5 separate regions of the Mus musculus genome follow, and regions 2, 3, 4 and 5 are each linked to region 1. Evidence: chromatin loops called from intact Hi-C (ENCODE). Cell type or tissue: gastrocnemius. All regions are shown on one strand. Links, peaks and the distances in the headings refer to the core of each region. The heading gives the core; the rest is flanking DNA.

Region 1 (5,941 bases), core at 505-5,504:
GCAATGCTTCCCCCATATTCCTGTAAGCAACCTAATAAATGTGTTGATTCACCAAGTTGGCGGTGTCTGTCTTTTGTTGTCAGTTCTGGAGTGAGGAAATGTTATGCATATCTCCCTAGGAATAGTGTCTCACAACCACCTCCCTTGAGACAGGGTCTCTAATTGGCTGAAGCTCATAAATTAGGCTAGGCTGGCTAGCCTTAGGGATCCCTCTGTGTCTGCCATGCCAGTGCTGAGACTATCGGCATGCACCCTTATGCCTGGTATCTTTACATGGGTTCTGATCTTTACCAACTGAGCCAAGGATTTTCTAAAGTCAGGCATGTTTTATTAGTTAGCAGAGTAAAGTTTTGATGGCACTGGCACATTGCATTCAAGTGGACCACTGACATCAGCTAGTTGTGGGTTAGTTATCTGCAGGGGACTAGAGGTGTTTTGGGTGTAATCATTTCCACTACTGGGGCTCATCCTGGGCATTTCCTGGAGTGTAGCCACACCCACCTAGATGTCCTTGCATCAACCGGAAACTTCAAGAACAGCAGCACCCTTATACTGAGTGGTGTGCTTGGTGGATGGCCCTTGTTCAAAAGGCAGTGAATGGATCCCTATTGTGGAAAATATTATGTGGGGGTTTCTACCCCACTTTAGATGATTTATTTCCCAAATAGAAGATGTGAAACCTTTATATTTATATAATAAGCCTTAAAGCACTAGAGCTGGGCAGATATCAGCCCTCGATGCTATTTTGTCTACTTTCCTGTCGATAACCCCAAGACATTAATTGTCATGTTCTTGGGCTTCTCTTTCTCTAATAGGCCAGCCCTCAAGGCCATGTGCTCACAATCTACCTACCCCATGGCACCTTCTTCCTTCTTTCCCTTAGTGGTATCTCCTCAGACCCAGAGTCCAGGAACTGAAATCCTGCTTACCTTTCATCTGCCCAGGTAGGCTGGTGGCATCTTATTTTAGTTTTAAGTTAAGGAGCAAGGTTTGCACAACAAAAGCTGCATATGTGAGAATTCACTGTCTTGGAGTGACCAGACTTTGGGATATAGAATTTGGTACTGCAATACATAGCAACAGACCAAACCTCAACAGATCCCCCCAACCCATCTGTGCAGCCATCTTTCTGGGTCTTCTCTAGGTGTGGCCGGTCACTCAGACTGGGCTCTGAGGCCATGATAAGGAAGAATTCACACCTCTCTTAAAACAGATGTCTTTACCAAACTGTTATTTTTGTGAAATAGCCTCACCCCAGCCATTCCCTCCTCTGTGTCATTGGTCCTTCAGCAGGGACACAGACCTCTTTGTCTCATTCTCCACCACATGATTACCCATCAGCATTTGAAGTTAGCCATTGTGTGCTAGCATCCCACGACAGCCTCCCACTCATTTTGGAGGCTCCCTGTGATGCTGAGGTCTGCAGTGACTGTAAAGGATTTGCCACACCAGGGCTTTAATTTCACCAAAGTCAGGGTAAGTTCCAACTTAGACAAGGAGATGGAGCCTCAGAATAACTGGTTTAATCATTGTTTGATAATAATTGACAGGATAACACCTAAACCTACTGCTCTAAATTCCTGATCTTCCCGGAAGTCATGACTTTTGTCCAACCTCTCTCTGGTGTCACCTTTCTTCTCATGTAGAACTGTTTCCTATGTGAGAAACATTGATGGCCCCAAATTTTAGCTTTCCTGTTTTCACACTTGCTTTAGTCACTGTTACATTACTGTGAAGAGACACCATTACCAGGGCAGCTCTTATAAAGGAAAACACTTCGTTGGGGCTGGCTTACAGTTTCAGATGGCAACAGGCCATGGTGCTAGAGAAGTAGCCGATAGTTACATCCGGATCCACAGGCAGAGAGAGAGAGAGAGGAGAGAGAGAGAGAGAGAGAGAGAGAGAGAGAGAGAGAGAGAGAGAGAGAGAGAGAGAGAGAGGAGACAGACAAAGAGACAAAGGCATAGAGACAGAGACAGAGGCAGGACCTAACATGGACTTTTGAAACCTCAAAGCAGACCTCCAGTTTCTCCAACAAGGGCACACCTCCTAGCCCTTCTCAGATAGGGCCACTCCCTGATGACCAAGCATTCAAATATATGCATTTCACCTACTGGCCTAGAAAGTTGTCCTGGGTATGAAGTTGCTGTGCTTTGGGGAACTTGTTTTGTGACACTTCCTCAACTTTCAACAAAGTGAAGGTCACCGTATCGCAATCCTTTCCTTCCTTGGACACATGGGCTGGCTTCCTCAGCACCTGCACCTTCACTCACAAAGCAATAGCTTGGGAAACGTTTCCTACTCCTAATGGCCAAGCCCTCCTGGGTCTCCACAGCCTTTACCCCTGGACATCTAATCCTCTCACTCACGTCTGGAGACTGCTGCCGCCAAGTTCTTGTTCCCACAGCTGTGGTCCAGTGCTGACTCTACCCCACCCCCACTCCCCAGCTCCCTCTCACACCCACTCAGTCTCTTGCTTTATGTCTCTCTTGGGAGCCCAAGTCTTCTCTGACACCCAGAGGGCCAGTTCCCAGCTCCCACAGAGTAAATGGCCACTGGGCAGTTCCTTCAGAAGGGTCTGGCCACTGGCTAGAAAGAGACAGTGTACGGGAGTGACCCCGGTCTAGATGCGAAGATACCTGCAAGAGTCCAAGTGTAAGGTGACGTCGCCTGACAAGCATCAGGCCACCCAGAAGCCCTTGTTAGAGTAGCCCCAAAGAATTAGAAACTTGCAAGTTTAGGGTTTTCAACTCTATTTCTATCTTTAGTTTTTATAGTGCTGTGGAGGAACTCAGGGCCTCTGGCAGGCCAGCAAGTACTAAGCTACAACCCCTGCTTAGGAATTTTGTTTGAGGACTTAAAATGGGACTGTGGTTCTGACCCGTGGATATATTTAACCCAATCTTGCAGCGTGATAAGCACCTTGTCAATTTTGCTCCTAATGAGTAGGCCCGGTAGACTCCTGACAGGCAGTCACTTGATCAGTGATTTAGTTTCAGCCTAGCCACACAGATCTGTTAACTAAGAGTCCCCCAGTACTCCAATAAAGATAGCATTGTTTATTTCAGCCAGCAGGGGGCAGCATGTCCCAGAAGTTGAAGGAGGGGCCTTTTGGAAGAGAAACTGATTTGTGCAGGGTTACACCAGGATTCTGAATTGAGGAAAAGAAAGGCAAGGCACAGTTCTGTCCAAACCCCAGACCCGTGAGAGCCTGTAACCCACTGACAGGCAGCTGCATCGTGAGCTCCGAGGTCTCGAGTCCTCAGGAGCCGTGGGGATGAAGTCACCAGGATCGACCGATTCTAAAGTCAGCCGATCAAGACACGTGAGGGTGGAGCATGAGGTGTGCTGTTACTGAGATGTAGGATGGAGGAAGGTGAGGCCTGTAGGAGGTAAAAGAAGACAGCGCTGTGACAGGAGGCTGCCTCTGGGTTGGGATGTGGCTCAGTTAATAAGAGTACTTCCCTAACATGCATGAGGCTTTAGGTTCAATCCTCAGCACTGCCGACAGGTGTCAAGAAGCGAGGGTCAGAAGTTTATAGTTGCATTAAGCTACACAGAGCATCTGAGACCAGCTTGGGATACATAAGACTGTCAAAAAAGAAAGGCTGTAGCTGGGTAGATTTGTGTGTGTCTGATGCACATAGGACCCGAACCACTGCAGAAGGTGACCTGCTGCATCTGGCAATCTCAGAGCCCCGAAGGCCTGGAAAGAGGACCTCAGGAGGTGGGAGGGCAGCAAGGGTGAGCTGTGGGGCTCCTCCAGCCGAAAAGAGAGAACACTCCATGCTGACTCACTTAAACAAGTGTCCAGGGACAGAAGCAGGGCTTGGGCTGGGCGAGGTGCAGAAGGGAAGGGTTTTAACTTGGGCTGCACTGAACGAATTAAAACGCGAATGAGACACTGATGCCTAATGCAACCAAGGCAAACAGGGCTTTGAAACAGGACATCTGTCTGTGTGTCCTGGGGCCAGAGTGGCAGTGTGGGTATCAGAAGTCGGGAGGTTCTGAGGTTTGGACAGGAAGTGTCTCTTAAAAACTCAGGTGGCAGGCTTGCAGTGGCAGGTAGGACTTTCTCCTGGAAATGACTGGATCATGGGGTGCTGATATCTCATCAATGGGTTCATCCATGGATGGGGTCATGACAGGCTGGTGCAAACTGTAGGAGGAAGTGCCTGTGGAAGGAAGTAGGTCACTGAGGGAGGCGCGCCCGGGAAAGATTTATTGTGCGTCTTTACCCTACCCCGACCCCACACAATCTCTCTCTGCTTCCTGGTGACTGTGAGGGAAGCCATTTCCTTTCATCACATTTCTGCCTCACTGTGACATACCTAAACGCACAGGGCCAGACAGAGCAGGCCACAGTAACCGTTTCCTCCTTCCTGTTGTTTTCCTCAGTCATTTAGTGACAGCGAGGGAAAGTTACTAACACAGTCTGTCACCTGGAGGCATGGCCCATTGGTTTAAAATCAAGAGTTTGGGATTATGGTCAAGGATTAAAATGTGCCTGTTGCCCGAGAGTCAGGAGGAGAGACCTCTAAAACATGATGTGTCTAGAATGTGTCTCGCCCAGGAAGGCCTTCTAAAGAGGAGCCAAGAAGAGAATCAGACTCACTTAGAGGGTGGAGAAGCAAGGAAACAATGCAGGAACAGAGAACTTTCCCTAGTGCTGCTGGGACGGCATCAGAGAATAGCAAACCTCAGAAAGATGAGCAACCATTCACATTCCAGGTGTGCTCACAAGGAGAGGATCATGGGTGGGCACCAACACTTCTGTATACTCTGTTGACTTAGAGGTACACCAGACTCTGCTGGGGTTGTCTGGTACAGTGCATGGAATAATATGTAGCATGAAGATTCACGACGAATAGCATCAGATAACACAGAAAGCACCCAAGAGATAACAGGGGTCACAAGGCAGCGATGCAGCTCAGTGGTAGAGCTTGTGTAGTCTGTGCAACCCCGGTGTCAGTCCCTCTGCAGACAAAGCACAGTGAGTCTGTGGCAACAATTTGAACAGTTTTATTACGATTTCACACACTAGCTGGTTTGCCCATTTAAATGAATACTTCAACAATTTTAGTGTGTTAATTTGCGGATATGTGCAAGCACTGCCATAATTAGTTCAAAAATTCCCGTCACCTCAATGAGAACTCTCCGCCTTTAGCTGTCTCTCCACATAGCCGTCTCACATTCCTCCCTCAAGCCTGGAGCTTTCTGTCTCTAGACTTCTCTGTGTTGGACTTTGTATGTGAACAGCACCATCTAGTGTGTAGCCATGATGTGAATGGTTCTTCCAACTAGTTGAGATTCAACTACAGAAGGAGTGCATTGTTTGTTTTGTCCTAGTCAGGTTGGTTTTTATTTTATCTTATTTTCTTTCTTTGTTCCTTTTTTTTTCTTAGATAGCTGTTTGTTTTCGAATGGGGGGGGGGAAGATGTGGATTTTGGAGTATGGGAAGGTGGGGAGGAGCTGGGAGGAGCTAGAGAATGAAATCATAATTATAATATATGATAAAAATCTATTTCCAATTTAAAAAAAAAAGTCGAAAGCTTAGGTCATGGGCTCTGCCTTTGTGCGTGGCCGTGATGCTGTTGTTTGGCCTCTGTTACCCTGTGTTGGTGCAGTGAGGTCCGTATCAGATGCTGCTGGCTCAGTGATGGACACCCCAGCCTCTAGAACCAGGAGCTGATGCTTTTCTGCTCCTCTTGCATGGCTGGAGCTCATCTGTTCTGTTTCAGCAGCAGCAGATGGGCGAACAGTGGCCTTTTGTGCCTGGCTTCTTTCACTTAGCGCAGACTCACACCGTGTGGAATGGGTCGGTGCATCATTTATGTCTGCAGCTGGAAAGTTTGTGTGGCTACAGTAAATTTTGTCCACTTACCAATAGATTGCCCTCTTTGGAGACTTCATCAGGATGCCTCGATAAACATTTCCTCG
Region 2 (5,941 bases), core at 475-5,474, 89 kb after region 1:
GTGTCTGCCTACATGCCAACACATTCCTCACCATTAGGATAATAGATTAAACCTCAGAAACTGTCAGCAAACCCCAATTAAAAATAGTTCTTTTACCAGAGTTGCCATCATCATGACGTCTCGTCACAGCAATAGAACACCAAGACACACATGAAAAAGCAAAAATGAAGAAACATCAGTATATGTGGTCCACACACAAGGGTGGAAATGCTTTTCTTTTGGCAGGCACTATGGGTGTTCCTGTCTTAGATCTTTCCAATAGAGCCAGTAAGATGTGCAGACACAGCAGAGCATGTGCACGTGTGTGTTTAGGTCTCTTGAGTGTGGTTCAGTGGAGTGGTTTCTATATATATGTAGTGCTTCTGACTTATGAAACTTCCCCAAAGCACAAAAGATACCTCCTTATTCTCGTCATTCCCCAATAAACCAATCACACTACATACAATAAGCTTATTATACTCAAAACAAATATTGAAAAAAATTTTCAGTATTTTTCCCATCCTTAATAGCAGAAATTACTGTATTACTTTACCTTCATAAAATAAACATACATGCATATATTACACTATGAGATACACAAAAGATGTGCTGGACACACAGAATTTTCTAAAATGAGTAAAAACAAACCTTTGCTTTTAAAGTAATATATATATGTCTTTCTTCTCCCCACCATCTTTCTAAAATTTAATTTAATTTTTAATCAAGACTTTAATTTTTAATTAGGTATATGTGTAGGCCTGTGTGTAGTTATGTACACATGAGTGCAAGTGTTATGGAGAATAGAGGGAGTGGTAAGTCCCCCAAAGCTAAAGTTAAAGGTGATTGTGAGCTGCCTGACATGGATGCTCTTAATTCCTGGGCCTCTCTTTAGCAGCTTCGTACTGTCTTTTACACTCTCACTTTCTGTTCTTGTTCTATTTCAATATTTTTCCCCTCCTTAAACACCAGAACGTAGGTATAAACAACCATGGATTTCCCTTCAGCTGATATGCAACTGCACAGGATTTAGTCCTCAATAGCCTTAGAGAAGAAAGGAGCCACAGAGCAAAGGACCTGCTGGCTGCCCTTTCTGGAGGACTGCTGCGGTGCCATGTGTGGAGATACCTGTAGATTTTTTTTCTTCTCATTTCCATTTCAGGAAGACTTAACTGCATGGCCTTGGAAGTTGCTAAAGATACTCAATTTGGCTTTCATAAAATCAGAGCACGTAGGAACTTCTAAAGGATGAATGCTTTGGGAATATTCCAGATGTGCCTTATCACTAATTATTAATTCAAGGCCAAACATAATAACAGAATAACAGAATTCATCTGCTCTGGTTTCTCTTGTTTCACTCCCCATCTGTGTTGGCTACTCTAGGGAAAGAAAAAGGTGAGTAACAAATCAAGGAATATCCCCATTTTTTATATATATATATATATATTTTTTTTTTTTTTTGAGACAGGGTTTCTCTGTGTAGCCCTGGCTGTCCTGGAACTCACTCTGTAGACCAGGCTGGGCTCGAACTCAGAAATCTGCCTGCCTCTGCTTCCCAAGTGCTGGGATTAAAGGGGTGCACCACCACTGCTCGGCTAAAATTATTGATGATTTTATTTATTTACATTTCAAATGTTGTCCCCTTCCTTGTCTCCCCACTGGAAACTCCCCATCCCATTTCCCCTCCCTTTTGCTTCTAAGAGGATGCACCGCTACGCACCCACCCACTCCAGCCTCACGCCACTAGCATCTTCCTTCACTGCTGTAACAGGTTTCAACAGAACTAAGTGTCTCCCCTCCCACTGATGTCAGATGAGGCAATCCTCTGCTACATATGTAGTGGGAGCCATGGACCAACCCATGTATACTCTTTGGTTGGTGGTTTAGTCCCTGGGAGCTCTGAAGGGTGTGGTTAGTTGATATTGTTCTTCCTATGAGGTTGCAATCCCTTTCTGTATCTTTAGTCCTTCCCCTAATTCCTCCATTGGGGTCCCCAGGCTCAGTAATGATTGGCTGTGATTATCTGCATCTGTATTAGTCAGGTGCAGGCAGAGCCTCTATATCAGGCTCCTGTCAGCAGGCACTTCTTGGCATTAGCAATAGTGTCAGGGTTTGGTGTCTGCAGATGGAATGGATCCCAAGGTGGGACAGTCTCTGGATGGCCTTTCCTTCAGTCTCTGCTCCATTTTTGTCCCTGCATTTCCTTTAGACAGGAACAATTCTGGGTTAAAATTTTTGAGATGGGTGGGTGGCCCCATCTCTCCAGTGGGGGCCATGTTATCTACTGGAGGTGGTCTCTTCAGGTTCTATCTCCCTTCAGGTGGGTATTTCAGCTAATGTCATCCCCACTGAGTCCTGGGAGCCTCTTGCATCCCTGGCGTCTGGGACTTCCTAGTGGTTCCCTCACCCTGGTCCCCAACCTCCCACTCCCACTGTATTTCTATTCATTCTCCTGGCACTCTGGACTTCTCTCCTGTCTCTTCTCATACTTGATCCTGCCCCCACTTTTTTCCCTCTCCTTCCCTTCTCCCATCCATGTTCCTCCCTCCCTCTACCTCCCGTGATTATTTTGTTTATTATTTTGTTTGCAGAGTACTATGGATAAAATGCTATAATGATTCTCTTTCCTCAGTTTTTAATTAGATTCCCTTGCGTTTCTTTGAGCCTTAATTGGCAACTTCATCTAAGGACATGAGTCTACAGCTTCCTTAAGGTTGGAACTTCATGTTTTCACAAGTGGATCTGCAAAACCCACTCACCAATCATCCACTAATGACCTCAAAGTTACATATATTTTAGAAGTATTTGTTCTGAAGTTGGAAGGATGGCTCAGTGACTAAGAACACTGACTGCTCTTCAAGAGGACACATTTCAATTTCTAGCACTCAGAAGTCAGCTCACAAATCCTCTGCAATTCCAATCTTAGGGATCTTATGCCCTCTTCTGGCCTTTGCAAGCACTGTATGCAAGTGGTGCAAAGACATACATAAGCAGACACTCATTCACATGAAATGAAATAAAATAAAATACAATCTTTGTTCTAACAGCATGTTCCTTGTTCTGTTTAAGCTGCTACAATGGAATACAAAGATATTTCTATCGTGTTTCTGAAGGATGTAAAGTGTATGATCAAGGACATAACAGATTCACTGATTCCTAGTTCACAGAGGTCAATCTGATCCCCTTATTTTTAACATAATAGAGAGTTAAGCAAGCTATTCACAAGGGCTCAAGTCTTAAAACTTATCACTTCAAATACCATCTCCCTGAACTTTAGGTTTCAACATAGGAATTTACAGGTACATACTGATCTATTGTATCACTTAACTTAGCTACCAATATTAGTATCATTCTACTGAATAACAATTGTCCCCATTTATACATTAAAAACACAAGAGTTTAAGATGTATTAGCTCATGGTTTCTAAGAACTAGGAATCCCAGAGTATCAGGAGAATTATTCTGGCTAGGGTTGTTTCTCAAGTCATATGGCTTTCATAAACTGAGACTATATTGACTGGGTCAATATTTAGGCACACAGCATCAGGAATCATGCATTTTGTCAGTCCTCTTTCTCCTTCCAATCTACTGTCTCTGTACTCTACTCCTCCATTTCTCTTTCACCCTGTAACTTTCTAAAAGGCAAAGGGACCCTATTTCTCTAGGGTGCCAGTGCTACCTATTCCTTCAGCATTTTAGCCCCAAACTGGTTTTCCACCATTCTCCAAGGCCATTAGAGTGTCTCTTGACCTCTTGATAAGTCTAGTTCATGAACTTTCAGTACACATCCAAAAGTAACAATTGCTATGTGATCTCTCTATGCCAGGTACCATGCTAGCTGCTTTCAGCTAAATTACTAATCCTCATCAATGCTGAAAGATACAATTCTACTATCCAGGGAATACACCTGTAAATTTTGCTATCTATTCCTCAACGTTAAGGCTATAACTGAATGGTACCTAAGATTCACTGGAGAAATGTAACTTCATTTCCTAAGGTTGATTTTATAAAATGATTTAGGTTGTTTCTTTTTATCATATATCACATATATTCTGTACGTAAATTTTTGTTCATATTTAAATTTCCATTAAGAAGATTCATGTATGAATTTGGCTTGGAAGCCATCTTTCCATCTAGATTTCCATTCTCTTCCCTTCCTAGCTTTAATTTGGGGCACTCTTGATTCATTCACATTTCACACCACCTCCACCCACCTCCTCTCTCCTTTCCTGTGACATCAGTTCATAGCTCAGTTTTCACTTTCCACCTACACTGTAGGATCTTTCTCTCAAGTCTTTATCCAACAAACTATAGCATCTGCCTCAAAGTCTCTCCTAATTTAAACTTGGTAAGTTTCAGAATGCCTAAACAAACTGAACGCTATAATTTAAATATATGATTCATTAACATTAACTAACTAACTAATTAATTAATTAACTAATTAATTAATTAATGCATTTACTTCAATGCCAACTCAACAGAAAAGCACTTTCAAGCACCAGCAAGATTGCTTTGAAGGTAAAGATGCCACCACCAAGCTTGAAGGTCTGGGTCCCATCCCCTGAGCTAAGTGGCAGAAACAGAACAAAAGATAGAAGTTATTCTCTGACCTCCACACGTTTATACAGCTAACCCCCCCCCACACACACACACACAAGTTGTTGGTCAAGAAATAAAAGCATTCCAAGCCATAAAGGATATTCCATTGCCCTTGATTGCCCTCCAGCTCTTGAAGATAAAACCCTAGTGTTGAAGATACCATACACTCAGGACGCAGGACTTGGAAGAACTGAGCCAGAACTGCTCTAGAAGCCTCCACCCTGGAGGTCTTGCTCTCATGATACATGGAAAGGACCAGTCAGTAGTCTCGCCCAGCTGTAAGATCTATGAACCATAGCAGTGTTTGGACTGGAAGCTATTTCCAGTCACTCAAGAGAGGTACTTTTAGCTTGTGAGTAAACAGTTGTTGTCTAACTGTACTAAATAAAGCCCACTCAATGGGAGGGACAATACCAACTGACATTCCAACGTGAGTAGGGACTTTCTACAAAGTTCTACTAGTTGAGCAATGGCTGCTTAGAGAGAATCTGTTTCCTCTGGTACCAGCTCCTGCAAAGATTGTCCAATCCCAAGTGCTCAGCCACAGACACATATACAAAAGAACAAAGCCAAATGAACTTAGTAGACTATATACATGTATGTGTACTAAAGCCAATAGCATACATATGTAACAATAATAAAGAGGTCATGAACTTGAGGAGGGAAACGGGAGGAGTCAGAGTGGGGAGAGATGGAAAGAGTCAAGCAGATGTAGTTCTCATGTATAAAGTTGCTCAAAAAATAAAAATGAAAACAAAAGTGACTAAACAGGGTTATGGTTGGGGACATAGCTCAGCAATAAAGAGTTTGCCCAATACAAGGGAGGTTCTAGGATCCATCTTCACCAAGGAAAGAGAAAGGCAGGGAAAGGGAAGAACGATGATAGGAGGAGAGGGTTATTGACATAGTTATAAATAAACTTAGCAATGGCAATTCTCAATGTAAAAACGTAACTTAGAAATTTGTAATACACACAAACACACACACATGCTCACAAACACATGTACATGCACTGTTACACAGCACACTTATAGAGGTACACATGCATACATACACTTGTACACACACATATTTACAGACATCCCTCCCTCCCATTTACACACTAATAAAAATAATACTAAAACTTAAAAAAGGTCTGGATTCACCTATCAGATAATCTATATGATTAAAACATCTGTACATGCAACCTTTGTCTCTACAGCCTTATGAACTATAGCTTCCAATATACTTCTGAACCCATTAAAATTAATAGAACCAATCTGAATCAACATCAGTCATGAATAAGGAGAATGTATCATCCATTATACTAACATGAATTCTTTTTTGTTTGTTTGGTACCTGAAGACTGAGGCCTGTACCTCATACAT
Region 3 (5,941 bases), core at 622-5,621, 400 kb after region 1:
CCCAAAGTTACAACACTGTCTACAAAACCTAAAATATGACATCTAGGACAAGATGATTATTAGAGAGGTAGCATACTTACATGTAGCCATCCTGTGTATTGAATATAAACAATGTGGGCACCATTCACAGAAATAAATGTTTCACTTGTAAATAAATCAATGATTATACATTTGCTAATTTCATACAGAACTGATTCCCAAACAAGGGAAATTAATAGGGAGAAGAATGATATATTTTATACTGGCAAAGGGGTTAGTACTCAGTGAGGGAAAGGAATACACACGTGTGATCTGCAGTGTCAGGTTCCTTGAGGGGAAATTACCGTAAAAATGAAAATGGAAAACAGATGAGTATAGACATACATTTTTCTCAGCCTACTTTAATAAGCATTCAACCCCCCCTCTATCCCACCAAAGGAAAAGTTATTAGGATACAGGGGAAGTAGACCTGCTTAGAAATAGTTCTCTGGGGGTGAGTCCAATCTTCGTTGTCAGGATATCAGCAGTTAGTCCAGTAGAAAACACCAAATATGAAGCAGCAGCTACAGTCCAGGCCTCTCAGCAGACACCACATATGAACCAGCAGCTGCAATTCAGTCCTCTTTGAAGACACCACACATGGACCAGCAAGGGAAGTTCAATCCAAAAGAAACCAGAAGGCCTACCAACTGGCACAAGGCCACAGAAATAGTAAGAAGCCACAGGAACCTCACGAGAAGTTCCTTGTGGAGTTTCTCCCTATGTTGTCACCACAAGTGAGTTCAACAATTCAATGTAAGGCAAACTAGTACATGTGTGCTGTTAGCGAAGAATAGCAAGGCAGAGTAAAGCGAACCAATGCTTGAGCTCCTACTGTCTGGTGGTCATATTTATATTCTTTCTAAACATCACATATCCTTTCATATATTTGCTTTAGCAAAACATCATTTGACATAACTGATTTTTCCAAAGAAACCAGAAGTTTCCACTTCAGTTTCCACTGAAGGTGAGTCTATTTTTGTTGGAAATTTCACCTTCCCATCATCAGAAATGGTACAAAGAAGAGAATGAAATCACCAAGGTGATAGCTCTCCTTGATCATTTCCTTCCTGTATCAATAGCAGGTCCTGCATTCGTCTTGAGGTTACAAGATAGACCACAACTGCCACACCCACTCCAGTGGAGTCTGCAAGACAAGTCCAAAAGCTTGGCTGCAGTCCTGAGGCAAAAAAGTTGCACAGAAATGAGTCTCCTGGAGGTCCTTGGCATCCCATAATATGAATGTGGTCCAGATTTGTCCTTGTGATAGTCTGTGGAGGGTTTTGCATGCCTTCTTTCAGTATAGTTTTATTATAGGAGCTCCCAAGGAATGATTTGACAAATAGCCAAGTTAGATTGGACATTGCTTCCTGGCTTCCACCAGTGTCCCAACATCCTAGTTAATCATTGAGCCGACCTTGGGCTTTGAATTTCGTAAGAATGCTACTTGTTCAGATGAAATGCCTCCAGTGTTGATAGATAGTGAAAGAAATCAGGCATTGCAATTTACTGGATAAGAGTTAGAAATCCCAGGGCAAGTTCAACAAAGTAAACTTAGAATTCTCATTAGAGTCATGTATGGCAGACTACATTACATAATAATAGAAAGAAGGTGGGTTGTGGTTTAAGAAGGAACTAGAGTAAATACTACAGGGGAACGCCAGGGCCAAAAAGTGGGAGTGTGTGGGTAGGGGAGTGGGGGGGAAGGGTATGGGGGACTTTTGGCATAGCATTGGAAATGTAAATGAGGAAAATACCTAATAAAAATATTAAAAAAAAGAAAAAAAAAGAATAACAGCTGAGTCACTCCCATACACAGGAATTTACAATGGCTTAGGAAGAAGGTGGGGTATACAATAGACTAGAATTGGAACTACCGTTAGGTCTTCTAAGTATTAGCTGACTTTAGATAGGGTTGATTTTTTATCTCAGTTGTAAACAGTGCCTGGCTCCTGCCAATTTTCATGGATGCATTTTTCTTTTTTGTTTAGAGTCATTATGCATCAGATGACCTTAATGTATCTTGGCTGATGTATTACCTAACTTCCTTGTTTTCTTCTGTAATGACTATATAAGTCTGATGTTTACTTTGAAAGATTACACTCACAGGAGACAGCCAACTCTACTTGGCCGCTATCTCTTGGTAAGGAACTCCATAAAACCCCAACTATGAAGCTAAAATATGGAGATGGAAAATTAGTGTCAGAAGAAGCATTGGGGCAGAAACTTTTTATGGAATACCCAAAAGATGCATGGTCCAGGAAAGCAATAGTTTATTTCAAATAAATGAGAAGCACATACTGGGTCAACATGAATAAGATAATTTTATTAACTTCAACCTGTCTAGTGTATATGGCTACCAATATTTACCCACAGGGAGCTGCTGGCATCTAACACCTTGTCCTACTGAATCCTTAACAATATTTCCCCAGGTAACAATACTTCCCCTGGAAACTAACATCTGAATTCACCTCATTCCTGGAAACCAACATCTTCCCTCACCTAGGATGAGCTGACCAAAGGCTCTACCCACTATAATCTGAGTACCCTACCCATCCCTGCATCTATGATTTTCCCCTCCTTCCCTAGACACCGTAAGCACTTTAAGGAAGGAAGCATATATTCTCTGTCCCTTTCAGGGCATCATTCAAGCATTGTATGTAAGACCTGGCAGCAGGTTAAGACACATCTGGCAGGAAAGGAGGGACAGCATGAACTGAGGCTCTGCAGCCTGTCTAGCATGCTCACCCAGACAGCACAGAGTAAACAGCTAGAGGGACAGAACTGTAAAGTTTCAAGAGCAACCTCCAGACTTCCCTTTTCCATGCAGGATTCACCAGTTAAGGTTTCCAAACTGTTTTCAAATAGCACCACCAAGTGTTCTAGTTGAGGCAAAGGCAGCACTACCAAATTCCCTGAAAGAACGAAACCCTTTTATCATACAAAAGTGTAACATTTATGCTCCAGTGTACAAAAAATCAGTTAGGTTCACTAATATATCAGCAATTGGCAGTAGGAAAGTTTTTCAATGTATTGGCGTAGGTCTTAAAATTGTTGACTGATGACAATCATCATGATAATTATTAAGATGGCATATACTGTTGTTTTACAACCCCATGCCCACAAACTGAAAAAAGCATTTATATAGCCATTAGGGTGAAAAACAAGGGGTTTGTTGTACTGAAAACTGAAGAATGTCAACTTTGTGTCCAAATCTCAATGCCCACGTCTTGTAATGTTCTCAAGTAAAATAAGCAGTAAATATTTTTATGTCTCTAGAAGTCCCACAGCAGCTTTGTGTGCACTGTTCTGGTGTTTCTGGGTCTTGTCATTTTTGTGTGTGGCTGCTCACCTGTTGAGTATTGGCTTCTTTGGGTAATGTATGACTTTGTATATGCCTACATGTGTGCACATGTATATAGAGGACTTGACAGCTTCTACAATTGTTCTTATTTTTCGTGATAAAAATTTTATTGGACCTGGAACCCACCAACATGTCTACACTGGCTTGCCACTATGATCTAGGAATCCTTCTGTCTTGATCTCTATCCTCATTCCCAGCACTGAGCTTAAATAGGTGAGCACAGCCTTGCCTGAATTTATCATGGGGGATAGGGATTGGGACCAAGACTCTTTATCCTGTGTGGCAACTTCTCTATACAATAAGCCACCTTCCCAATGTCCACTTAAATCTTATTTGACAAAAATTGAATGTTTGTCATATATGATGTTTTGAAATGTGTATATATATATAAATAGCTCAATGGGCTAGAAAGATGGCTCAGTTATTAAGAGCATTTGTTGCTCTTCCAGAAGACCCAGGTTCAACCCAGTATCCACTGGGTGGCTCATAACCATCTATAATTTCAGTCCCAGGACATTTGATACCCTCTCTTGACCTGTTCAGTCACAGATATATCTGCAGCCATAAAGGTTTAAAAATGTAACTTAATTGCCTTAACAAACATAAGAATTACTTCACATACCTATCCTTTTTGGTGTGTAATAAGAACACTTTAAATCTACCACTGACGTTATGAAAGAAAGCATACACTCCAAATTAAGGAATCATCAGAGAGCTCTTCTTATTCATCACAACTCAGACCAAATACTTTGACCAACAACCTACCAAATAAGTAACCAGTAACCCAAATTGCCATCTACCAACAGCCTGGTGTACAAGAACTGTCACTACTCAGGCCCTGGTCTTCAAAACGAGTCTTCAAGTCACATCCGTGTTACTCAGAATCAATAAAAACCATTCTGTACTGAGTTTTGTTTATTAAGTATTTTGCACAAATGGATGCTGTCAGTGTTTAGACTCCATTAGTTATGCAATTATAAACACCTTACTTACTGTAATTAGTTTTAATTACTATAATTAATTCAGAATGTCTCAGTCTCCACTGAATGGGAATAGGATTCTAGACAGTCTGTGGTATCTTAGAGTCACCTGAACAATGACAGAGACCTTGAAACCAGCCATCCCTCACTGAGACATGCTACCCTGTACTTACCAGATTATAGATTTTCTCCTTCTGTATTTGAGAACCATCATTTCCTTCTTCAAAATGTATCTGCATGTTTTTTCACTTTTATCTAAACTTTAATGGCTCTTTTCAAATCACTCATTCTCCTGAGTTTTCCTTTCTTTTCCCTCTTCTCAGGCTTTCCCCGTCTCTCTCCATTACTTTTTACCACTCTCCCTGGCATCTTTTCCCAACATTTTCCATTTGCAAGAGGTACTCTTAGTAGAGTTGAGAGAGCCTTTTGAGATCTCCAGATATATGTGACCATCCACATCTATTCTCAAAGGCTACAACAAGCTCAAGGGTTTCAATGCCTGTGGGTCACGACAATTGAAAAATACATATTTCCAATAATCTTAGGAATTCCCAAACATAAATTTATTTTCATTGCTACTTCATAACTGTAGTTTTGGTACTGAGCAGTGTCTCAGTTCCTAAGACCATTGAAAATATGTGTTTTCCAATGGTCGTGACCTACAGGTGGAGAACTGCTGCCTCAGAGGAAGCTGAAAGAGGCCTCTCAGCCACACTGTATTTTGTCTGGTGGAACTATAGCTCCAAGACTACAAGGCATTTCCATGTGCTAAGGCCTACATATCTTAGACACAACCTGACCATTGCCATTCTGTAAAATGAATTATTTTTATTATAAATGTATGTATAAATGTATAATTATTGTAAATTAATCCAGCAGCTGTATTTCTTTACCTTTGCTAGTCCTCTGTAGGCTTTGCTTTTTCAAAACCTACTTCAATTATGGCTCTTTAACACTTCAACCTCTAGCCCACCACCCACTAGAGGTAGGGTAAATGAAAGGTAAATAGGAAACAGGGGTTATGGACCTGTTTAGAAATAGTTCTTTGTGGTGACCCCAGTCTTCACCGTCAGCAGTCCAGTCTACTAGCAAAGCACCAAACATGAATCAGTAGCAGCTTCTTGATCCAGAAGAAACCACAAGGCTCCACCAATTGGCACAAGTCTGTAGAAGCAGCACAAAGCACCTGGAGTACCATCAGAAATTCTTTGGTATGTTTCTCTCTACAATGCCATGACAAGCAAAGATCATTGAAGAGTTGGGGGACTGAAGTGATGACTCAACAGTTAAAAGCACTGCCTGGGCTTTCAGAAGCCCTGAGTTCAGTTCCTAACAACCACATGGTGGCTCACAATCGTGTGTAATGGAACCTGATTCCCTCTTTTGGTGTATCTGAAGAGAGAAACAGTCTACTCACATACACAAAATAAATAAATCTTTTAAAAAAGTTGCAAAGTGAACCAATGCAAGAGCATCATACACTGTCTGTTGGGTTATATTTATACTCATTCCAAACATCAGGTGTCCTCTCAAGTGTCTGCTCCAGCAAAACGTCGCATGCCCTTTCACCAGACAGCTT
Region 4 (5,941 bases), core at 547-5,546, 150 kb after region 1:
TTTTATAGCTCTTGTTTATTCTTGCTCTTTTTTTTTTTCTTTTTCCTTCTTTCTTTCTTTCTTTCTTTCTTTTTTTTTTTTTTTTTTTTTAGCTTTGCAAATACATTTATGGTGTTGGTTCTCTTTTATATAGCTTATTCACTTTGAGTGCATGGTAGCGACCTACCTGCACATGTGTTTGGGAGCCTGGGGTCAATCATGGGCATTGTTGCTTTAGTGCTATCCCCTTTGGTTTTTTAAAACAAGGCGATCCATTGGCCTGTATTTCACTAATCAGTCTGGGCTGTCGGCCAGCAAGCCCCAAGGATCATCCTGCCTCTACTGCTCTGGTCCGCATATGAGCATGAGCCACCACACCTGGATGTTTCACAAGGGGTCTGGAGATGGAGCTCAGGGCTCCATGCTTGCATAACAAGTACTTTGTTGACTGAGCTTTCTCTTATATTTAAACTTACAATACTATCCTGAAGTTTATTCTGTATCAGTACACGGGAGTTCCTGGTCCTCTCCTATTTTATACTCATATATGTTGTATGTGGGGGAGGGGATACACACATGCATGTGTGGAAGCTAGGGAATAACTTGGAGATTTGGTTCTCCCCTTTTTGCCATGTAAGTTCCGACTCAGATTATCCAGCTGGTTGGTAAATGGCTTTCCCCACTGAGCCATCTCACTGGGCCTGATTCTTCTTGTTAGCATGTGTCTCCCTTTACGCTGCATAGAATTCCATTTTGTCATTTTTTAGCTAGTTCCCAATAGGCAGGTATTAAGTTTACTTCCAAATGTGTCCTGGTTAAAAAACAATATTTATCAACAATCTTACACATAAATATCTGCGCAGATGGTCCTATACACAACATTTTAAATATAGTGTTGATGAGTCAGGAGATAAATGTGTTCATAATAAATAGCAATCCCCATTTGGGAGTTCTATGTTGACATTCTGTCAGCATGTCTGAATGGCTATACTAAATTGGTTCTTGCTATTAACTACATGGCTAAGAACTGTGGGAGATTGCATATTACTTAAACTGAGAAGGACAAAATCAGTGAGATGTGTAAGAAACAAGGATGCTATGTCTAACCTCTGGTTTTTGTTTTGTTTTGTTTAACAGCATAGTTGCTGTCCAAATCTCTGGGTGCAGAATGTTTTTGTAGAAACACATGACAGGAATTTCCCATTGGTGGCCTTCTTCACCAACAGGTTTGTGATTTATTTTGCTTATACAATTTAATTCTGTAGCTGTAGCTTTTAAGATAGTAAATATGAAAAGATGCAACATAACCCCAAACATCTGGTATCATAAAATAGTCAGTTTACCTAAATTGTTAACTAGTCAGTAAAAATTTAAAGGGTTGGAATTAATACTTTTTTTTTAGATATTTTCTTCATTTACATTTCCATCCATTTGCCTAAGAATTTCATAAATTCATTGTTTTTAATTGCTGAGTAGTACTCCATTGTGTAAATGTACCACATTTTCTGTATTAATTCCTCTGTTGACGGACATCTGAGTTCTTCCCAGCTTCTGGCTATTATAAATGAGGCTGCTATGAACATAGTGGAGCATGTGTCCTTATTACAAGTTGGAACATCTTCTGGGTATATGCCCAGGAGAGGTATTGCGGGATCTTCCGGTAGTACTATGTCCAATTTTCTGAGGAACCGCCAGACTGATTTCCAGAGTTGTTGTACCAGCTTGCAATCCCACGAACAATGGAGGAGTGTTCTTCTTTCTCCACATCCTCACCAGCATCTGCTGTCACCTGAATTTTTTATCTTAGCCATTCTGACTGGTATGAGGTGGAATCTCAGGGTTGTTTTGATTTGCATTTCCCTGATGATTAAGGATGTTGAGCATTGTTTCAGGTGTTTCTCAGCCATCTCAGAATCCTCTGCATCTGAGATTTTCTCTTCTATCTCTTGTATTCTGTTGGTGATGCTCACATCTATGGCTCCTGATTTCTTTCCTAGGGTTTCTGTCTCCAGAGTTATCTCCCTTTGGGTTTTCTTTATTGGTTCTACTTCCATTTTTAGACCTTGAATAGTTTTGTTCAATTTCATCACCTGTTTGGTTGTGTTTTCCTGTAATTCTTTAAGGGATTTTTGTGTTTCTTCTTTAAGGACTTTTACCTGTTTAGCATTTTCCTGTAATTCTTTAGGGATTTTTGTTCTTCCTCTTTAAGGCCTTCTACCTGTTTAGCCGTGTTCTCTTGTATTTCTTTGAGTTATTAATGTCTTTCTTAAAATCCTCACCAGGCGGTGGTGACACATGCCTTTAATCCCAGCACTTGAGAGGCAGAGGCAGGCGGATTTCTGAGTTCGAGGCCAGCCTGGTCTACAGTGTGAGTTCCAGGACAGCCAGGGCTACACAGAGAAACCCTGTCTGGAAAACAAAACAAAACGAAACCAAAACCAACCAAACAAACAAAAAACAAAACAAAACAAAAAACCCTCTACCAGAATCATGAGATATGATTTTAAATCGGAATCTTTTCAGGGGTGTTGGGGTATCCAGGACTTGCTGTGGTGCTGGGTTCTGGTGATGCTGAGTGGTCTTGGTTTCTGTTAGTAAGATTGTTACGTTTGCCTTTCGCCATTTGGTAATCTCTGGCGTTAGCTGTTATAGTTCTCTCTGGTTGGAGCTTGTTCTTCCTGTGATTCTCTTAGCCTCTGTCAGCACTCCTGGGAGTCCAACTTTCTTCTGAGTCTCAGTGGTCAGAGCACTCTCTGCAGGCAAGTGCCCAGAGGTCTGGAGCTCAGCTCTGCCTCCTGGCTAAAGATGAAGGCCGGAGAAGGACCCTGTCCCAGAAGCTATATTGCTACTGCTGCCCACGTGCTCTCCTGTGAAGACTGGTCTCTTTGGGACCCAGGATACAAGATGGTTACAGAGTTAGTTTTTATTGTGCATACTCATGAACAATATAGCATACAATATGCGTAAAAATAACCTTTTGGGGGGTAGGGTATAGAGGACTTTCGGGATAGCATTTGAAATGTAAATGAAGAAAATATCTAATAAAAAATTGAAAAAAATAACCTTTTCCATATGTAGTCTTATAATTTGACTTCTAAATATAAACATTTAATTTTACACCAGTTAATTATATATGTTGTAGAAAGCAGAGAGAGTCATTTAGCTTTGTGGGTTTTTTGTGACAGGGTTTTGCTGTTTATTCTTTGTAGAGTTGATACTCAATACATAATCCAGAACGTTTTTTGTTGTTGTTGATTTGCTTTTTGTTAGTCTGTTTTCAAGACAGGGTTTCTTTGTAGACTTGCCCTTGAACCCAGATCCTCCGGTCTCTTCCTCCCAAGTGCTGGGATTAAAAGCATGGGCTACCACCACCAGGCTGGCCATGAACTTTTAGTCCTCCTCCCTTAACCTCCTGAATGCTGGGATTACTAGTGTGTACCACCAGGTGTGGCTAAGTGATTAGCTCTTTAACTTGCTTTTCTGTACCCTCCCAACCATCAGTCAAGTAATCCACTCTGTTTTCCCCCACATATTTCTCTCAGTTGCTTCTCAGTTGCTCTGTGGGTCCCTCTGCATAGACCCCTGTTACTTTTCTGATTATATAGTTTTTGTTTTGGTTTGGTTTTAATTTCGTTGTTGTTGTTTGTTTTTGAGATAGGATCTCACTTTGTAGCTCTGGCTGGCTTGCAACTCATAGAGATCAACCCACCTCTGCTTCCCAAGTGTTGGGCTTGAGCCACACCTAGACCTTTACTTTTATTTAGGATAATGTTTTTTATCTACTTCAGATTTACTCCCAGTCTCACATAAGGTTTTACTAATCTTTAGAATTATTTACAAGTATTAGTAAGTAAATATAAGAGAGTTACATTTATAAAGAAACACAGGTGTGGACATGTGTTGGACAGCACTGTTAAAAGTGAAGTAGCTGTAGGGTAGGGACATTAGAACACCCAACACACACAAAGCAGTGGCTTTGACCACCAGCACAGCCAGAAAGAGTGGACGAGTATTGCAAAGTTAAGGTGTAGTCAGTGCTTTGAGACAGCATGCCAGACATTGCTATGGAGATTATGCATTAAGACAAATGACAAGTGATTGACTTTGTTTTAGGACACTGGTCATCAAATACATATGGCAACTACACTTGAATTTCTAGGAAAGGGCAAGCACCAACTATTATGAAAGAGGTCGATGTTATGAGATCCTGTTCTGTCACATGATATTCATAGCCAGGTGGAAAGGTCTGAGGAAACCAGTGGAGCTGACCATGTACCTACACAGGGAACACGTCTTGGACAGCTAGGTGCCATGTCATTCAGGCCCACAGTGTTTTTACATACACCATGCTCATAGTTGCATCCATAGAAAGAAGGTAGACATATACCTCCGTTCAAATAGCACGTTTTATTTAGCAACTTACTGCAGGTTGCTCCTGGGTCTGAACAGAGTTGTCTCTTGACTTTCAAGTCTCTTAGAGATGGGATAACCAGCTCACAGCTCAACGCAACAATGAGTTGAAATTCAGAGAGGTGTTAGAAATGATCACAAGCAAAACCATACTGGATAAGAAGTGACCAATTTCTATGGTTCTTAAAAATGTGGGAGAAAAATACAAGAAGAAAAATATTAAGGAAAAAGATAGCAGATGGTTTTGATTCACAAAGTCATTGCTAAAACACCCAAAGGAAACCATTTATATCCTAAAGTAAAATAGCAATTGAAAAAGAAAGCTATCAGGGCTGGAGAGATGGCTCAGTGGTTAAGGGCACTGACCGCTCTTCCAAGGGTCCTGAGTTCAATTCCTAGCAACCACATGGTGGCTCACAACCATCTGTAATGGGATCTGATGCCCTCTTCTGGTGTGTCTGAAGACAGCTACAGTGTACTCACGTAAATAAAATAAATAAATCTGAAAAAGAAAAAAAACAAAAACAAAAACAAAAACCGGGCAGTGGTGGTACACGCCTTTATAAAGATCCCAGCACTTGGGAGGCAGAGGCAGGTGGATTTCTGAGTTTGAGGCCAGCCTGGTCTACAGAGTGAGTTTTAGGACAGCCAGGGCTACACAGAGAAACCCTGTCTCGAAAAACCAAGAAAAAAAGGAAAGAAAGAAAGAAAAAAAGAAAGCTGTCCCACAGAAGAAATTAGCTCATGCCCTGTATCTTCTTTAAAGTCAGAATTACCCCATTTGCTTGTGTGCCACAGTCTTGATGTTTGCAAAACTCCGTTCCACATGGATATTCCTTCTTACATAGGATTTTGGGAGACTTGAAATAAAAATCAAATGACTAACTTTTAATAAAGATTATTTTGAATGGTGGACAGTGTGGAGAGAAAATAGATTGACTTTAGGATGGCTGACTTTGTTAATATGAAAATTGTAATATTCAAGGTTAATTGTTGTGGAATAGTTTAGTATGATTTACGATTCTTTTTTGTTTCTACTCTGTAGGTATGTGAAAGCAAGGACAGAACTAACGTGGGATTATGGTTATGAAGCTGGGGCCACGCCTGCAAAGGAAATCCTCTGCCAATGTGGGTTTAATAAGTGTCGGAAAAAATTAATATAACTTTATATCTGATATCCATCCGTGAACTGAGCTGCTCAATGTATAACAATATCAGTTGTCAAAGAGATTATGGTTAATACTTCTGTTTCCTTTGTTCAGGGTATTGATGTTTTATGTCTAATTTTGTATCTTAGGTTAGAAGCAAAATAAGGGCACTCATCAAGTATCACAGTGTTATTACAGTTAATTAACTTTACATGAGTAGAATATAAATAATATATTTTATGTACATATCATTGTATAATTTGTAACTTTTGTATTTTATATATTAATATAAAATTATACTAGAATTTGTTTTTGTGATTATTATTTATAATTTATGCTCCAAAGGACCAACTTTTATATCTTTAACCTACAAACCTGATGTTAAATTCCTGACAATTCATTGA
Region 5 (5,941 bases), core at 607-5,606, 170 kb after region 1:
ATATGTGCAGCTCTCAGACATCATCAGAGAATTTCTAAATGTTTTATTCATTTCAGTAAGGCCTCTAGAATGTTTTCAGTGATGCCATAGCCCACCTTTGTGGGCTTGCTCTGTTTCTGTTGACAGCACTGGTCTAGAACCCTAATAAGAGGCTGTACTACATAAGAGATGCTATTTTTTTCCGCACTTAGATTGCTGATTTGTTATTATTGTAGGAGTTATGGCTCTATCACAAGAAGAGGGTCCTGCCAATTTCTTTAAGACTAGAGGAGCTACCAAGCACATAAAATATGTTTCTGTTTTAACCTGGTTGTTATTTATAGGTTTCTGTCAGCTTACAGAAAAGATGGAAAAAAGAACATGTGCCCTCTGCCCTGAAGGCCATGATTGGAGCGTGATATACTTTGTACCATCAGCTAATATAGCTGCTCATGAAAACTGTTTGGTAAGTTACTGGTGAATAACCTTAAAATTACTTGTGTAAGGCTAGAAAGATGGCTCAGTAGTTAAGAGCACTGGTTGTTCTTCCACAGGTTCCAGGTTCCATTCCCAGAACTTAGACTGTGGCTCACATCCACCCATAACCCCAGGCCCAGGGTATGTGATGCCTTCATCTGGCCTCTGAGGCTAGCCTAGGTCCTCTGGCTTGGCAGCAAGTGATTTTTCTTGACAAGCCACCTTACTGGCCCATCTTTCTCTATCAGCATTTTTCAGGAAGCAAATTTAATACCCATAAAATACAACATATTAATGCACTAAGGTTGCAGCTGGAACAGAATAGCAGAAACATAGAAAGGCCCTAACACCAAACCATGGGGGGGAAAGAGAGAGCTAAACCCAGAATTCCACATGCAAGTTTTAACATTTGCATTATGATTTCTAATTCTTATGCAATCCTTTGCCTGTTTAAGTATTATAATTTCCCCCATGTTTTTATGTTCTTTTTTTTTAAAGTTCATATGTAACATTAATCTTCAAATGAAAGCAGGTAGATTGTTTATATGACTCACAATAACTTCAGCTATCTGGACCTAGAGAGCTGGTAGCTCAGTTAGTAATGTGCCGAAGACATAGTGTCCATCAGTGTCCTGGCATCCATCCCCAGGACTCCTGCAATGAGCTGGACAAGACACTGTGTGCCTGTAATCCCATTAGAGGGAGGAACTTACAGGATTCTATAAGCTTGCAGGCCAGCCTGTTGAGCTGAATTTGTGAGATTTCCAGGTCCATAAAGTAAGGTAGAGAGGGGCTGGAGAGATGGCTCAGTGGTTACACCGCTCTGGCAGGTACATTTGACAGCACATAGGGGTTCATTCACAAGCGTTTGTACCTCCATTTCCTAGGATACAACACCTTCTTCTGACCTCTGCAGAACCCAGCCCACATGTGATACACAAACATACATGACAGCAAAAGAGTCATTGTTATAAAAAAAAATCTTAGAAAAGAAGGTAAAGAGCAGTGGAGAAAGACAGCCAAAGTATTCTGTCCTCTTCATGTACCCCAGCAGGTGCAAACACACACAGAGAACAAATAAATAAAATTACACAGATGCATAGAGCACACACAAACACACAAGCATGCTTATAAGACACACATATTTGATAAAATTGAAAACAAGATTGTAATTTGTGTGTGTGTGTGTGTGCGCGCACATGTATGACACTCTAGGGCTAGAGTTCACATGTGAGTTGGGTACTGGGAGCTGAATGTAGACTCTCTGGAGCACAGGAAGAGCAATGCACATGCTTAACCACAGAACCCTCTCTCCATCCTCTGAAATGCTGAAGAGGAAAGAGACTTGTGGCTGCTAAAACACACAAGGGAATTTAGAGCTAGCTGTGATCACCCATACCTGTAGTTCCATTGCTTAGAAGCTAAGGAAGTGTCCAAGGTCCAGGTAACATGGGCTGTATAGCTAGATCCTATCTATTAAAAAAAAAAGTCATAAAAGCCAGGTGTATTGGTGTATGGCTTTAGTCCCAGCACTCGGGGACAGAGACAGGGTTCTAGCCTACAGCTATGCTACAGTGAGACCCTATCTCAACAAGTCAAGAGTAGGTCTGCCATATGGTTGTGGAGGTAGGCACAGTCCTTGAAGTCTAAGAAGGAGACCTGGAAAGCCATCAGGAATGGCCTCTGTCCCTTGCTTTGGCTTCTCTGACTGCATGGCTTCAGCCATTGCCAGAGCCTGCTCTGCATTCCTAGGCAGAGAACAATGCTGCAGGAGCCACTGTCTGCCTGGGCCCAGAGTCAATAGAGATCAGTTACCCAGTACAACTGTGTCTGCAGACCGAGTTTCTCACAGGAGCCCAAGGTTCGTGTCTGTTCATCTCCTGCGCAGTGGCCAGTGCTCTGAGGCATTGTCCACTCTGCACTCCTCTGCAGCCCTTTTCGGAAGCATCTCTGACTTGTGTCGGTCAGGGCTACCTCACACTGACTCTGCGATTTTTTTTAGTTTTTGTTTTCTTTTGTTTTTGCTTTTGTTTTGCAACCTTCAGCTGTATTCATCAGGATTGGTGGAATGTGAGGCCCATAATCCATGTAAAATAGCTAGAAATGTTGATGTGAAATCAGTACTGGAAAGGATCTGGAGAGGAAGCACAATGGTAAGTTGACATGGCTTTTCTATTATAAATGATGAGTCGTGGGGTCTACATTCAAAGGATAGTGTGTTTGGAGTGGGTGGACAGATGGTTCTCAGTTAGGATTTCTTACTGCCCTTTCAGCACTGAAATAGCAATTCATAATTGCTTGAAACTCCAGCTGCAGGGCATCAGACACCCGTGCTGGCTTTCACAGACACATGCACTAACATGCTTGGTCTCTCAGACACACATAAACAGAAATAAAAATAAAAAACTGAGTCTTTCATCTCAAAATAGAGTCTATGGTGTAGCAGGGTTTGAGAAACATGTGGAGAGCTGGAAGGTGGACTGTGAGACGCTCCCTCAGCTGACGCTGTCTGCTTACAGCCAACTGTCGCACACATCAGCAGAGCAAGCTTGAGATGCTTCTGTCTGGGTGAAAACTCTCTGGTCAGACAGGGTGGACAAGTCCTTACTGTCATTCCAGCAGAGCAAACACCCATTTCCGCAGCTCAACAGCACCATCTAGGCTTTGCTTCTGCTCTCCTGCCTCAGAGCAGCTAGCTGGTCCTCCTGGTGCCTCAAAGCTGCAGGCCACAGTCAGAGCAAAAGGCTTTATCCTTCATCTGCAGTAAGATGCCTTCTGAATGCCAAGGGTGGCTGCATGTCTTTCTGCACCAGTTCTGGGTGGTTATCATTGTCAGCATCTGCCTTGGGGCTGAGGGCATAAGGGGACTCTGCAGGAAAGAAGAATGGGAAAGGCTGTCTCTCTGAGGTCCACTGGGTCTCTGGGCTTCTTTATAAAAGGCCATTTGCAGATTAGTAAACAGGTTGGCAAGTTTGAGTGTTTCATGGCTGACCACAAGCACAGTAAAGTGTTAATGACTGGAGCCACAAAATGCCTAAGCATCAGTATGTATGCCTTCATATAAAAACAGATAGGGAAATTAAATCAAGGGATCAAGAAAAACACTATGGTGTTAGTTGTGTCTTCAGTTTTTAGTTTCTATACACTGGAAACGGGTTTCATTCATTTCATATTATCCTCAGTAGCAACCCTGTAGAGCTGGTACCACTATCCCAGGGAGAAATGTCTAAGAGGAAGTCATAGAAAGTGCCAGCTGAGATGATAATCTTTAGTGTCACAGCAGGAGCTGCTCTGAACTGAGGTTCAAAGTCCCCCAAACCAACACCTTGCCTAGGGATAAAGAAGCCTGCTAGTTTCACTTTTAAGAAATCTCTCTGTTTTTCCATTTATGTGGACCATGATACAACTGTCTCTGCTGGACCTTTCATGGCTACTTATCTGCAGTTTTGCTGAAAGTTCCTCATGGGTTGCCAAGTCTAATTCCTATTTAGTGTGGGTATGTAGGCTGGGATATGCCAGAGATAGCCAGGACAAAAACACTGGCCTGCAACATTTAATGACATCCTTACATTTTAATAATGAAACAAGTATTTCCTCATTATGATCTATTCTTCTATAGATATGCTCGTTTTGTAATAATGAAGGAGCCATCGTAAGGTGTGGTGAAACATCTTGTGCCAAGAATTACCACTTATTCTGTGCCAAGGAGGACTACGCAGTTCTACAAGGTGGAGTTACAAGAACTTACAAGTAATCAAATAGCTTTCAAACTCCATGGTGGGGGGTGTGTGTGTAAGGAATGGCTAGCCTGTGACATACTTCTCAAGTTCAATTCATGCAAATGAGTTTCATGTGGGAACAGGGTTATGGGATACCAGCAGGAACTCAGCTTTACATTTCTGCACATGACAGGAAAAGAACTACTCAAGGGTTTGTTTGACTTTCTAAATCTTCTCTGTCCTCTCTTGTTCCTGGGAGAGCCTCATTCCTAATGACATCATTCATGTCCTACAAGAGACAGGAGCCAGTCCAGCTCTGTTCTTGTCTGCAACGGGAAGACACCCTCCTTCACTCACTCATCCACAGGTCATGGGTCTGTCCCCATACTATGTGGGAATGAGCTGTTGCCTTCAAGTGTTGGACCAGACGTGGAACTGAGGTTGTGGGAGCTGACAGATGGCAAGCACCTTTACCTACAGAGTCACCTCGCCAGCCCCCAGCTTGTCACTGTTTGTAAAAGTTCATTCAGTTTTGAACAGTGCTTTTTATATTTGAATTACTGAGAAACCTATAGAAGGACTTCACATTCATCATTTATGTTCACAAAGAACTCACTTTACTGACAGCCATTTTTACACACATGAACAAATGAAAGGGACTGAAGTTCCTGCTGGATATAGGTTTTATTTTTGAGACAGTATCTCACCAAGTAGACCAGGCTGGCCTTGAAATTACAGAGATAACTTAAAATTTTAAAAAGTGTAGTAACCACACTGTAAATACTTAACTCAATGTAAACAACAACAACAACAAAACAAAAACAACAACAACAAAAACCTTTTTAATTATATAATTGTTTCAGAAAGGAACAAGTGGGCTTCTCTGCAGTTTAAATTTTATTTTAAGCATTCAGGTGGATAGAGTAACTGAGACACTTCACAAGGTGCTGAGGGATACAAATATAATGAAGCTAACAATTTCTCACCAAGCTGGGGGTGGGACACAGGTGCACACTGGCTACTCTGAACACTGGCTCATGGGAGGGGCTGAAGTAGGAAGAGGCTTCACATTGACTTGAAAATTACTGACACTGGGCATGGGGAGGACACAGGAGAGAGAGTGTATCCTAATATTCTCTATACTTCCTTTTGCATTACAAAACCTCATAGGCAAGCATGGTAGTATAAGCCTAAAATCAATGTACAGAAGAAGTGAAAGTACAAACCCAAGTCCCTCTGGGAATGCAGTTGAGACTAAATGAAAGGTGGGCAGAAGTCCCAGGTCCAGAGGAGGTGACTGAGCTGGGTGCTGTTAGGAAGGGCACTGGAGTAACTGGAGGACCCTAGGTCTCATAAGAGCTAAGACAAAGGCAAGCCTGGGCAGAGAAGTCCCCTACAGCTCCTCACTCCTGTTCTCTAGCCTGCTATGCTGCCTTCTCTCTCTCTCTCTGAAGACACTCACCAAATCCAAGTGCTAGTGAAGGCCCACTCTGATCTGAAAAGTCACTCTCCACAGTGTTGCACGTGTGTCTGTGTGAACTGTGAAGATCCGCAAGATTGTGGGTGGTCAGAGTGAAGCTTCAAATCTTAGACCATAGTTTCTTAGATGCCCCTCATCACAGCCTAGGAACTAGGAGTGCTCAAAATAGTCACCCAGCATTCACACCTTCAGAGAGTGAAGTCCTCTTTCTACTGCTCAGAGGGCACAAAGACAATGGCCACCCTCACCCACACTGGATGTGGATTGACAATTTGACATGGATTGA

Evidence for each region. Peaks named below come from ENCODE experiments on the same cell type or tissue, not always from the same donor. Only the 100,000 strongest peaks of a DNase experiment are listed, where the experiment ranks them.
Region 2: a loop joins it to region 1, with 5 times the contacts of the local background. A loop is called at or near these places in 20 of 42 quality-filtered maps.
Region 3: it touches region 1 in a loop (8-fold over the local background); 12 of 42 quality-filtered maps call a loop at or near these places.
Region 4: it touches region 1 in a loop (2.3-fold over the local background); 9 of 42 quality-filtered maps call a loop at or near these places.
Region 5: a loop joins it to region 1, with 4 times the contacts of the local background. A loop is called at or near these places in 20 of 42 quality-filtered maps.

Annotation. Positions count from the first base shown.
Region 1 is chr14:59,553,500-59,559,440 of GRCm38, reverse strand. It overlaps a transcript of Cdadc1 not described here. Among named protein-coding and RNA genes, the nearest start is that of Cdadc1, 41 kb to the left of the region's middle. In gastrocnemius, for the core only: CTCF peaks have their summits at 3,074 (motif pointing right) and 5,273; a DNase peak (open chromatin) is centred at 3,082; H3K4me3 peaks cover 326 bases; H3K27ac peaks cover 904 bases.
Region 2 is chr14:59,464,962-59,470,902 of GRCm38, reverse strand. All of the region lies in intron 3 of Cab39l (calcium binding protein 39-like), which reads right to left. Among named protein-coding and RNA genes, the nearest start is that of Cab39l, 27 kb to the right of the region's middle. In gastrocnemius, for the core only: a CTCF peak has its summit at 2,927 (motif pointing left); no DNase peak of the experiment used is centred there.
Region 3 is chr14:59,152,715-59,158,655 of GRCm38, reverse strand. Gm5142 (predicted gene 5142) reads left to right here. Exons shown (of 2, transcript NM_001004158.2): 2 at 1-153. Among named protein-coding and RNA genes, the nearest start is that of 1700129C05Rik, 13 kb to the right of the region's middle. In gastrocnemius, for the core only: a CTCF peak has its summit at 2,900; no DNase peak of the experiment used is centred there.
Region 4 is chr14:59,401,910-59,407,850 of GRCm38, reverse strand. It overlaps Gm45935 (predicted gene, 45935), which reads left to right. Exons shown (of 24, transcript NM_001320725.1): 13 at 1,117-1,205; 14 at 5,435-5,517. Setdb2 (SET domain, bifurcated 2) reads left to right here. Exons shown (of 14, transcript NM_001320720.1): 13 at 1,117-1,205; 14 at 5,435-5,842. The coding sequence ends at 5,552. Among named protein-coding and RNA genes, the nearest start is that of Phf11c, 11 kb to the right of the region's middle. In gastrocnemius, for the core only: no CTCF peak of the experiment used is centred there; no DNase peak of the experiment used is centred there.
Region 5 is chr14:59,387,534-59,393,474 of GRCm38, reverse strand. It overlaps Gm45935 (predicted gene, 45935), which reads left to right. Exons shown (of 24, transcript NM_001320725.1): 15 at 324-445; 16 at 2,502-2,609; 17 at 4,076-4,206. Phf11c (PHD finger protein 11C) reads left to right here. Exons shown (of 10, transcript NM_001164289.1): 1 at 1-445; 2 at 2,502-2,609; 3 at 4,076-4,206. The coding sequence starts at 221. Among named protein-coding and RNA genes, the nearest start is that of Phf11c, 3.0 kb to the left of the region's middle. In gastrocnemius, for the core only: a CTCF peak has its summit at 3,142; no DNase peak of the experiment used is centred there.